Regions from separate parts of the Homo sapiens genome. Here regions 1 and 2 are each linked to region 3. The links are chromatin contacts, found by Hi-C or POLR2A ChIA-PET in ENCODE. All regions are on one chromosome and are shown on one strand. Each heading gives the region's core, a stretch centred on a gene start or an enhancer-like site at or near the end of the contact. The rest is flanking DNA. Distances are from core to core; before and after follow the strand shown.

Region 1 (3,747 bases), core at 444-2,943, 170 kb after region 3:
AATGGCGCGATCTCGGCTCACCGCAACTTCCGCCTCCCAGGTTCAAGCAATTCTCCCACCTCAGCCTCCCGAGTAGCTGGGATTACAGGCATGCGCCACCATGCCTGGCTAATTTTTTTTTTGTATTTTTAGTAGAGACGGGGTTTCTCCATGTTGGTAAGGCTGGTCTCCAACTCCTGGCCTCAGGTGATCCGCCCACCTCAGCCTCCTTTGCAAAGTGCTGGGATTACAGGCGAGAGCCACCGCGCCCAGCCCTAGGATATACATTTTCAATGAAGAAGATAGTGCCCCTAAGGGGGCAAAACAATCATATTACAGTTTGTGTTCTGCCAAAGGGCCACAGTATATAAACACTTCTTCTTTCTATGTAAATTTTTGCATCCAGTTTTTCTATAAACCTGTTCCACATGCTCCAGCCATTAATTTCCCCTTTATTTATATCACTTGTCTGTGTTAGATAAGCTATCACATTTCTGTGTAATACAGCTCTAGTATTTTTTTTCTTTTTTCTTTTTTTTGATGGAGTCTCACTCTGCTCTTTTTTTTCTTTTTCTTTTTTTTTTTTTGAGACAGAGTTTCACTCTTGTTGCCCAGGCTGGAGTGCAATGGCATGATCCCCGGCTCACCGCAAGCTCCGCCTCCTGGGTTCAAGCCATTCTCCTGGCTCAGCCTCCCGAGTAGCTGGGATTACAGGCATGTGCCACCACACCCGGCTAATTTTGTATGTATTTTTAGTAGAGATGGGGTTTCTCCATGTTGGTTAGGGTGGTCTCGAACTCCCAACCTCAGGTGATCCACCCGCTTCGGCCTCCCAAAGTGCTGGGATTACAGGTGTGAACCACCGCACCCAGCGAGTCTCACTCTGTTACCCAGGCTGGAGTGCAGTGGCACGATCTCGACTCACTGTAATCTCCACCTCCCAGGTTCAAGTGATTCTCCTGCCTCAGCCTCCCGAGTAGCTGGGATTACAACTGCCCACCACCACACCTGGCTAATTTTTGTATTTTTAGTAGAGACGGGGTTTCGCCATGTTGGCCAGGCTGGTCTCAAACTCCTGACCTCAGGTGATCCGCCCACCATGGCCTCCCAAAGTGCTGGGATTACAGGTGTGAGCCACCGTGCCCGGCCTTTTTTTTTTTTTTTTTTTTTTTTCTTTTTTGAGACAGGGTCTCTCTCTGTCGCCCAGGCTGGAGTGCAGTGGCACAATTCCGGCTCACTGCAGCCTCAACCTTCCAGGCTCAAGCAGTCCTTGCACCTCAGCCCCCAGAGTAGCTGGCACTGAGTAAATGGGACAGGCCTGCATGCCACCTTGCCTGCCAGCTAATTTTTTTTTTGGGGGGGGGGGTGGAATTTTAGTAGAGACGAGGTCTTGCTAGGTTGCCCAGGCTGATCTCGAACTCCTTAGCTCTAGTGATCCTCCTGCCTCGGCCTCCCAAAGTGCTGGGATTACAGACATGTGCCACTGAGCCCGGCCAGTTCTAGTATTTCATTAAGTCCCATCTCCCTGGTTAGATGGTGCACTTCTTTAATATGTATTGTGGTTTTTACTCTCAAAATTCAGAAACTATATAACTCAAGGTCCCTAGTTGCATACAGAAACGAACCCTAGTTGATTCAAGCAAAAGATGAAAGGTTAGTAGTGGGTGACTCACTGAATTCCCAGGAAGTCTGGAGAATCAGGCTCAGAAAACAAGCAAGAACAGGAAGAGGCTATACAGTCATAAACCACTTCTAAAATCATGCCATAGGCTGGGCACAGGGGCGCATGCCTGTAATCCCAACACTTTGGGAGGCTGAGATGAGAGGGTCACTGCAGTCCAGGAGTTAAACACCAGCCTCAGCAACATAGTAAGACCCTGTCTCCACAAACAAATAAAAAAATTAGCCAGGTGTAGTGGCATGTGCCTGTAGTACTAGCTACTCATGAGGCTGAGGCGGGAGGACAGCTTGAGCTGAGGAGTTCAAAGCTACAATGGCACTCTGTGCCACAGAGTGAGACCCTGTCTCTAAAAAATATATATTTAAAAAACATCACTCAGTTAGAAAATGGTGAGTCTTTATTCCAGTGGCCAAAGAAAAAAATTAATGAAAATAATAAAAATGAAAAAAAAAGAAAGTGGGCAAAAGACATCCAGATGATTCACTGAAGAGAATACACAGGTGATAAACAAGCACACGAAAATAACTTGAACACTGTTATCATTAGAGAAATGCAAATTAAAACCACATTGAGGTACCATTACATACCTGCCAGGATAGCTAAAATAAAAAATAGAGATAACAGTAAATATTGGCAAGGATGCAAAGAAACTAGATTTCTCACACATTTGCTGGTGGTAATGTAAAATGGTATAGTCACTCTGAAAACCAGTTTCTTAAAAAACTAAACACAATTACCATATGACCCAGCAACTGCACTCTTGGGCACTTGTCCCAGAGAAATGAAAACTTATGTTCACACACACACAAAAAACTGTATATAAATGTGCATAGCCATTTTTTTTCATAATAGTCCCAAACTAGAAACAGCCCAGCTCACCTCCAACACGTATATGGTAAAACAAACTGTGGTATATCTATACCATGGAATACTACCGTTCAGCAACAAAAAGGAATGAACTATTGATACACGCAACAACCTGGATGAATCTCCAGAAAATTATGCTGATTGAAAAAGCCAATCCCAGAAGGTTACATATGGTACGATTCAATTTATATAACATTTTTGTCCAGGCTCATGACTGTAATCCCAGTGCTATGAGAGGTAGAGGCAGGATAATCATTTGAGGCCAGGAGTTCCAGACCAGCCCGGGCAACATAGCAAGACCTCATATCTACAAAAAATTTTAAAAATTAATCAGGGGTGGTGGCATGCGCCTAGCTACTTGGGAGGTTGAGGCAGGAGGATAGTTTGAGGCTAGGAGTTCAAGGTTACTGTAAACTATGATCACATCACTGCACTCAAGCCTGGGTGACAGAGACCCTGTTTCACTTTACATATTTATATAAATAACAGTTTTTTTTTTTTGGAGACGGAGTTTCACTCTGTCGCCCAAGCTGAAGTGCAGAGTACAATGGCATGATCTCGGCTCACTGCAACCTCTGCCTCCCAGGTTCAAGCAATTCTCCTGACTTAGCCTCCTGAGTAGCTGGGATTACAGGCTCATGCCACCATGCCCGTCTAATTTTTGTATTTTTAGTGGAGATAGGGTTTCACCACGTTGGGCAGACTGGTCTCAATCTCATGACCTCAAGTCATCCACCCACCTTGGCCTCCCAAAGTGCTGGGATTACAGGTGTGAGCCACTGCACCGGGCCTAAATAACAGTTTTTATATAACAAAATTTTTGAAATGGAGAACAGGTTAGTGGTTACAAGAGATTAGGGATGGAGGTGGGAATATACTGTGTTCACATGTGCAGGGAAAGTGGGTATGGTATAAAAAAGTTAACACGGCCAGGCGCGGTGGCTCATGCCTATGATCCCAGCACTTTGGGAGGCCAAGGTGGGCAGATCACCTAAGGTCAGGAGTTCGAGGCCAGCCTGGCCAACACGGTGAAACCCCATCTTTACTAAAAATACAAAAAGTAGCCAGGCATGGTGGCGCATGCCTACAATCCCAGCTACTTGGGAGGCTGAGGCAGGAGAATCGCTTGAACCCGGGAGGCGGAGGTTGCAGCAGTGGGCCCAGATCACACCACTGCACTCCAGCCTGGGCGACAGAGCGAGACTCTATCTTAAAAAAAA
Region 2 (3,430 bases), core at 773-3,272, 160 kb before region 3:
GGGCAGCCCTGGAGCTGGCACCCACAACAACAAACAGGCTTGAGGCACTGAAGTTCCATAAAAATGGATTTATTGCCAAACTTTAAGAAAGGCGCTTCATAAGCAGAAGACACAGAATGCCACCCTCCTCAAGGAGGCAAGCACGGAATGCCACCTTCCTCAAGCACGCAAGCTAGGCAGGCCCTGCACGTTCTCACTCCTCTCCCAGAAGCCAGCTTCCTGCCTAGGGCCCAGCCTGCTAAAGGATGGAAATTAATAGCATTTGGTCACTTGAGGTGGCCCCAGAGCTACTTGCCTACCCACCAGGCCCCAGGGAGAGTGGCTGGGCCTCAACCTGTGACCTACATGCAGGGTCTCTGCACCCACAGACTCTGCCCTCAGTCCAGCTGCTGCAGTTAGCTACTTGACACAGGAGGGAACTGAGGCTCCAATTCCTGGCAGTAGGTGGCTTGGCTAAAGCCCCAGCCAGCCATGGCTGCTGGTGGGGGAAGGCTGTTCCTAAGGCAAGATGGCAGGGGATCACATGACTGGGCAACTGATGTCCTTCTTGCTCTTGTCCTGGGGCAGATGGAGGGAAAGCCAGACTGTGGCATGGGGGCCCAGTTTGCACAAGGAGGCTGATGGGGGCTCCCGAACCAGTGCATTGCTGCTCACCTCTGCTCCGGCCCCACGCAGCCCAGAGAAGACATCTGCCCCTCCTGATCCTTGACTACTACCTCAAGAACAAAGTGACAGTACAATAACGATAACGAAGGCATTGACCTGTGCAGCAGGCCTCAGTGGGGTTGGGGAACAGAGCAGAAAGGCCAGGGCATGTTGCTGTGACCCCCCCCTTTCTCTCTTTCAGTAAACAAAAGTGCACATGCAGAAATCTGGGCAGGTCCTATCGGAAGCTGCTCTCACCCCAGAGGCCCCAGGGAGAGTGGCTGGACCTCGGGAGCCAGGGCCTCTGCACCTACAGGCTCTGCCCTCAGTCCAGCTGCTGCAGCACGATGGAGACTGGATGTGCCCCTAGAGTCAGGGACAATGTGGGGGAGAGGCTGGGAGAGGACCAGGGTGCAGGGATGGACCAGGAAAGGGAAAGAAGAAAATGTCTCTTCTCCTAGAAAGTTACAGGAGAGCAGCCCATCTGGGGCTTGAAGGCGGGGAAGTGGCTTCGGATTCCAACATACCCCTATCAGCATTTGAAGAAATGACTGGGATACTGGACCTGTTTCGGCTGAGAAGGAACCACAGAGATCCAGATAAATCCCCATCTGAGGAGGCACAGAAGTTGGTGGGGATTCTCTTCTGAAGGCTGACATGATCATTACAAGTAAGTTTTTCTAATGTGGACATCAGAGCCACTCTGGGATCCACCTCTTCAGAAATATACAAGGCTGGACACTATCCAGGGGCAGAGACTAGACTAGGGGACCCCTTAAATTCCTCTTCCACTCTTGAATCCTCCAGACCTAAGCCCTCCAATCATAGCTCACTGAGAGGAAGGGGCTGCAGAAAATGTCCTTGTTTTGCAAAAAAGGAAACAGGGCCAAAGAGAGAGAGGCCACACAGCTAATGTCCTCCTCACAAAGAGGCCTCTCATCTCCCTCAAGAGGCTCCAGCTGGGTCCTACGTTCCCCCCAACTGAGGGATGAACCTAGAGCCTGGACCCAAGGCCTCTGCAGCTACTCAGAATAGGTGGGAGGAGGGGCTGGCTTTGAGGCTGCCTTAGCCATGAGGCTCTTTGCCTAGGAATAGCTGGAGATGGGAGCTGCAGGGGGCTCAGCTGTGCTGTATTCAGAAGTCAGGAATGTAAACTACTGGGGATGGGGAACAGAGATGATGTCATTCCCAGAAACCCCAAGTGCCGCCCCCAAAGCCCTGGGGCAGTTTGGAACGACCACACAAACACATAGGTCCCAGCGTGTGTGCTCCCAGCCCCAGCCCCAGCCCAGAGGCCAGGCCAGATAGCCAGGCAGTAGCCCTGGGTGGCACCTGGCACCACTGGCCAGAGCAGAGTAGGAAGGACGCCAGGAGTCTCTTCGGGTCATGGCCAAACCCTGACATGCCCAATGGCCCTCCTGCAGCCATTGCTGTAGAAGCAGAAGCACATTTCTCAGCAGGGCTGGGCCTTGATGGACTTGATGGATGGCCAGAAGGGATGGTGCCTCTGGCCCAGAAGGCCCTAGGGTGCACTTCTCCTGTAGAGGGTCACCAGCTCCTTCCGCTTCTCCCTTAGCCCAGGTGCTTCCTGGCTCAGCTCTCCCAAATCTCTCATTTCCTGCAGGACCTGGGTGGCCTGCCTCAGCTGCTCCACAGCCTGGCTGAGCAATGTTTCGGCACTAACAGGGGCCGGCTCACTGCCCAGCACCTTGTTCAACAGTTTCTCCGTCTGTTCCGAGGCCACCTTCACCTCCAGCTGGGCCCGATATAGCCGTTCCCTGGGCTGCAAGGGATGCCGCGGGCCTTCCCCAAGCAAGTCCCCAAGGGAGGAGCAGCGGGGATGGAACTGAGGTGGCAGGTCCCAGGGGGGCAGTGCTGTGGATGTTGTTGCATCCTTTGGAGGAGTTCCTGGGGTGCCCTCAGCCTGAGAGGGCTTGGCAGGCTCAGGACTGTCATCCATGCCATTCACTGAGACCTGCACTGTGCCTGGAGCAGGTGGCCCAGAAGCCTGCATCTCACCCATGGAGGCTTTCAGTTTCTCTGATAAGATCTTGGGTGGGGGTGTAGGGGGCTTCCCACCCTCCCTGGGGGCAGCCTCAGAAGTCTCAGAACAGGGTGCCTGGGACGGTTCTGCACTCTCTGCAGCAGGGGCCTCCTGGGGGCTGGGGTTCTCCCAGCTCACCTTCAGTTTGTCAGGCAGGACGCTGTTGGGAGGCTGCTCAGAGCCACTGTCCTCCTCTGCTGGGGTCTCTGAGTCCTCTTGGCTCTCAGGGGAGACCTCAGAGCTTGCTGAGACAGGGGTTGGGGCTCTCTCCCCCACAGGGGTCTCCACCCTGTCACCAGGGCTGGTGGTCTCAGGTGCTAGGAAAGGCTTGGTAGGAGGCATGAGGGGCCGGGGTGTCTCCCGAGGTTGGGCTTCACTGACATGATTGCTGGGGGCAAACACTGGTGGCCCACTGTCCGGAACATCAAGATCCAGGCGCAGAAGACCGTCAGAAGCTGCACTGGCCACCTGGTGGGGGGGATGGTATATGGGTGTCATCTTGGCTGACTAGCCATTGGGTCAGGTGTGCCCACTGACACGAGTTCTTACCCTCTCCCATCCAGGTTGTCCAGGCCCCCAGCTCCCCAGCCTCCCTCTGTCCTGGCTTCTGTGGCTACTTAATTAGAAGCTAAAGTGATTTCTTGATGAATCTTCCTCTCCTTTCCCTCACCACCAAAGAATTCCCTGTTTTGGAATCACAGGCCAGGAAAGTCACAGCCAGGGTCCTCTTGGAGCCCCAGG
Region 3 (3,321 bases), core at 69-2,568:
CCGGATTGTGACATCCAAGGCAGGAACCTTGCCTGGTTGATTATGGCGTATTCTTGGACTCTAGCACATGCCTGGAGCATACAGTAAGTAGCTATTCAATAATTATTTGTTGGCCGGGTGCGGTGGCTCATGCCTGTAATCCCAGTACTTTTGGAGGCCGAGGCAGGTGGATCACCTGAAGTCAGGAGTTCAAGACCAGCTTGGGCAACATGGTGAAACCTCGTCTCTACTAAAAATACAAAAATTAGCCGGGCATGGTGGTACATGTCTGTAATCCCAGCTACTCAGGAGGCTGAGGCAGGAGAATCGCTTGAACCCGGGAGGTGGAGGTTGCAGTGAGCTGAGATTGTGCCACTGCACTCCAGCCTGGGCCACAGAGAGAGACTCCATCTCAAAAATAAGTAAATAAATAAAATAATTATTTGTTGAATAACTGAATGGATGTAATCTGAGGTGACAGAGTGACCCACTGTGATCTGAGATAATGTGACCTCTCTTGATTGCAATCTGGGTTGACTGTGAACAGAGTCGGGGCTTTTGATGATTGTGTTGAAGTGTCTGTGATTGTAACCTACAAGGACTGTGATCTGAGGGGTCTGCGCACCGGTGACTGTGGCCTTCAGGCACTAATCTGTCATAAGGACCAGTAGGGATAATGAATGGAGGTGACTGAACTAGTAACCTTGCATGATCGATTGAAGTAACTTGCACTGATTGTGATCTGAAGTGACCGTGAACAAGTTAGTGACGACGCTTTCCACGACTGTCTTGTTGTGACTGTGCTCATGATCTACAGAGTTCTGGCTTCAGATGACCTAAGCCAGTGCTTGGAGCAGCCTTGACGATTGACATGAGATGTGTGCGAGATGCTGAGATTGTTGATCTACCCTGACAGCTGAGGTTATTGATCTGCATTATGAGCTGAGATAACAGATCTGTGGGCCTGGACTCAGACTAGGAATGGTGCTAATATGTGTGTAGTTCTCTTAAGATTTCTGATTTTGTTTTAATATCCTCCCAAATGGCACAGCCCTGTTCGGCCCCACGCCAACAAGGAATAGGGATGAGGACCAGGTTGAGTCAATCCTCACAGAAAACTACCGGAAACACAACGCATCTTCTGGGCCGCGCTGCCGCAGCTGCGGGCAGACCCACCGCCTTGGTCATGGCCTCCTGCACAGCCTGCCCTTCGTTCGGACCCCCTAGCCCTACCCCCACGATCGGTCCGTGGTGCGCCTGCGCGGAGGCGGGGCGGTGCTTTGCCCTTTGTTGTGGGCCCCAGTTTCCCAGGACACCGCGCGGCGCTGGGGTGGGGCTATGCAGATGAGGCACTCGGGGGCGGGGCGGCGGCGGCGGCGGCGGCGGTGGCGGCCGGGGAGGGTCAGTTGGAGGCAGGCGCTCGCTGAGGCAAAAGGAGGCGCTCGGCCCGCGGCCTGACAGGGACTTAGCCCGCAGAGATCGACCCCGCGCGCGTGACCCCACACCCACCCACTCATCCATCTATCCACTCCCTGCGCCGCCTCCTCCCACCCTGAGCAGAGCCGCCGAGGATGATAAACACCCAGGACAGGTAACGGCCCGGCCCAGGCTCCCCGCCCCCATCCTCCCTCATCTGCTCCAGAGGGCCTCTCACGTACCCCTAGCCGGCCCCCGCCCCCCGCAGCGGGGCCATCCGCCCCCAGCCAGGTCCGTTCACCACTTCAGCCACCCTAGTCCGGTCCTCAGCCCTGCAACTGGGCCTTCTTCTGTCCTTTAGCCCCCTCTTCAGCCGGGCCCATCCCCCTCATCCGGGCCTTCTCCTCCCCTAAAGCCCCCAAAAGCCGGAACCCAACCTTCCAAGCAAGTCCCCTTTTTTCTTTCAGCCCCACCGAATTGTGCCCCATTCCCCAAACTGGGCTTTCCCCGGCATCCAGATTCCCCAAATTGTTTCCTGTCTTCCTCAAATCTTTCTTACTCCCCTTATAAGTCACTTCACCCTTCCCTTTGAATTCCCTCCCTGATGAAAACTGCACCCCCCACCCAGACTCTTCTCATATCACTGCCCCCCGCAAAGTCAACCTCCATCCTTCAGTTCTCAGTTTACCCCCACTCATCACCCTCCCCCCATTCTCTTCAGGCCTAGCAGTCCTTACACAGATGTCCAGCCTCTTCCTCCTGGTCCCATACTTCAGCTTCATCTTTCCCCCACCTTCCCCTCTCCACACCCCTCTCCCAGTTAGGCCCCATTTTCCCAGTCTCCCAGCGCCATTCCTTTTATTTATCAAACACCAGGTTTGATTCTTGTGCTCCATCCTGTTGCCCCAATGGTATACCCCCAACACTCTTGGAAACATTCTTACCCTCTAAACATCTTTTCTCAGCTGGAACTCATCCTTCTCCTTCCCCTCTTAACTGAATCCCGTCTTTGGATCATTAGATCACAGGACCCAGCCATCTCGCTTCCAGTGAACCTTCCCCCTGTACCTCCAGTGCCTTCAAACCAAGCTCTATATTCTGGACACTAGATCTTTGCAATTTCCTCCCTCAAAACCCGACCCTAGTCTTCCCCCATTAATTAGAGAAAGGCTGCACATCTTTCTCAGACCGAGCACCCTGGTTTTCCAAACTTGCATGGTATATCCTTCCCCCTGCAGATAGTTCCTCAATTTTCCTTTCTCTACATGCCTCTCTTTCTCCAAGACAACCCTTCTCACCTATCTCTCCCTCAAATTTTAATATATCCCATATTTCTGCCTCTGTTCTCTGAAACTGTTCCACAATTTCCTAATTCCCCGGAATTTTTAATCCTAGTTGCTCCTTATACATCAGAATGGCTTTCATTTACAATTTGGACCTAATTCTCTTCCTCATTTTTTCCCCAAACTTGTTGCTGTCCTGTCCAAACCGTGTCTGAAGCTCATTAGTTCCCCACACCAGACCTTTTGTCCCCAGATTTGGCCTTATGGCCTCTGCCTCTCACTTGGGCCTCATTATTTTGCAAGCAGATCCATTCCCTGTAAATCTTCCTTAAATTGGGCCATGTTCTATTCAGAATTAGACTAGTTCCTCTCAAATGCATTGCCTTCTTTATTGCTTTTCTTTGCATAGAGCCCTCTAACTGCCACTCAGGATTCCTCTCAAACTTGGGCACTCTTCTTACTGAAATAGTCTCTCAACTTTCCTTTCCCACTTGTTAACAGCACCAGCCTTAAATATTCCAACTGGGTTTTCAGCTTTTCTTGTATTTCAGTGTTTCTTACCCTGGCTTCACATTTGAGAAATCAGTCACTTGGGCCTTACCTTCAAAGATTGGTCTCATTGGCCTAGAGTGTCCTGATTATT

The links. Hi-C counts contacts between places; a loop is a spot of excess contacts on that map. ChIA-PET counts read pairs that join two places held with the same protein, here RNA polymerase II (POLR2A). Pooled maps may share reads with other maps.
Region 1: a pooled map shows a loop between it and region 3 (2.8-fold over the local background). The contact joins the enhancer-like site here to the promoter of OAZ2 in region 3. A Hi-C loop is called at or near these places in 2 of 50 pooled maps. POLR2A ChIA-PET finds 5 or more read pairs at or near these places in 2 of 52 experiments (GM12878 and activated CD4-positive, alpha-beta T cell).
Region 2: a loop to region 3 is called in a pooled map, with 2.0 times the contacts of the local background. The contact joins the enhancer-like site here to the promoter of OAZ2 in region 3. A Hi-C loop is called at or near these places in 2 of 50 pooled maps. POLR2A ChIA-PET finds 5 or more read pairs at or near these places in 3 of 52 experiments (GM10248, H1 and WTC11).

The regions. Positions count from the first base shown.
Region 1 is chr15:64,534,322-64,538,068 of GRCh38, reverse strand. The region is part of intron 2 of ZNF609 (zinc finger protein 609); the gene reads right to left. Among named protein-coding and RNA genes, the nearest start is that of ZNF609, 76 kb to the right of the region's middle. Within about 2 kb of position 1,693, at least 5 of the 41 ENCODE cell types and tissues checked have a DNase peak (open chromatin) inside an H3K27ac peak, as active enhancers do.
Region 2 is chr15:64,864,626-64,868,055 of GRCh38, reverse strand. It overlaps PLEKHO2 (pleckstrin homology domain containing O2), which reads right to left. Exons shown (of 6, transcript NM_025201.5): 6 at 54-3,157. The coding sequence ends at 2,168. Among named protein-coding and RNA genes, the nearest start is that of PLEKHO2, 24 kb to the right of the region's middle. RefSeq lists enhancers at 499-1,178, 2,632-2,681. Within about 2 kb of position 2,022, at least 4 of the 41 ENCODE cell types and tissues checked have a DNase peak (open chromatin) inside an H3K27ac peak, as active enhancers do.
Region 3 is chr15:64,701,278-64,704,598 of GRCh38, reverse strand. It overlaps OAZ2 (ornithine decarboxylase antizyme 2), which reads left to right and starts at 1,318. Exons shown (of 5, transcript NM_002537.3): 1 at 1,318-1,570. The coding sequence starts at 1,551. LOC124903507 (a long non-coding RNA gene) reads right to left here and starts at 56. Exons shown (of 3, transcript XR_007064679.1): 1 at 1-56. RefSeq lists silencers at 1,183-1,502, 1,513-1,732.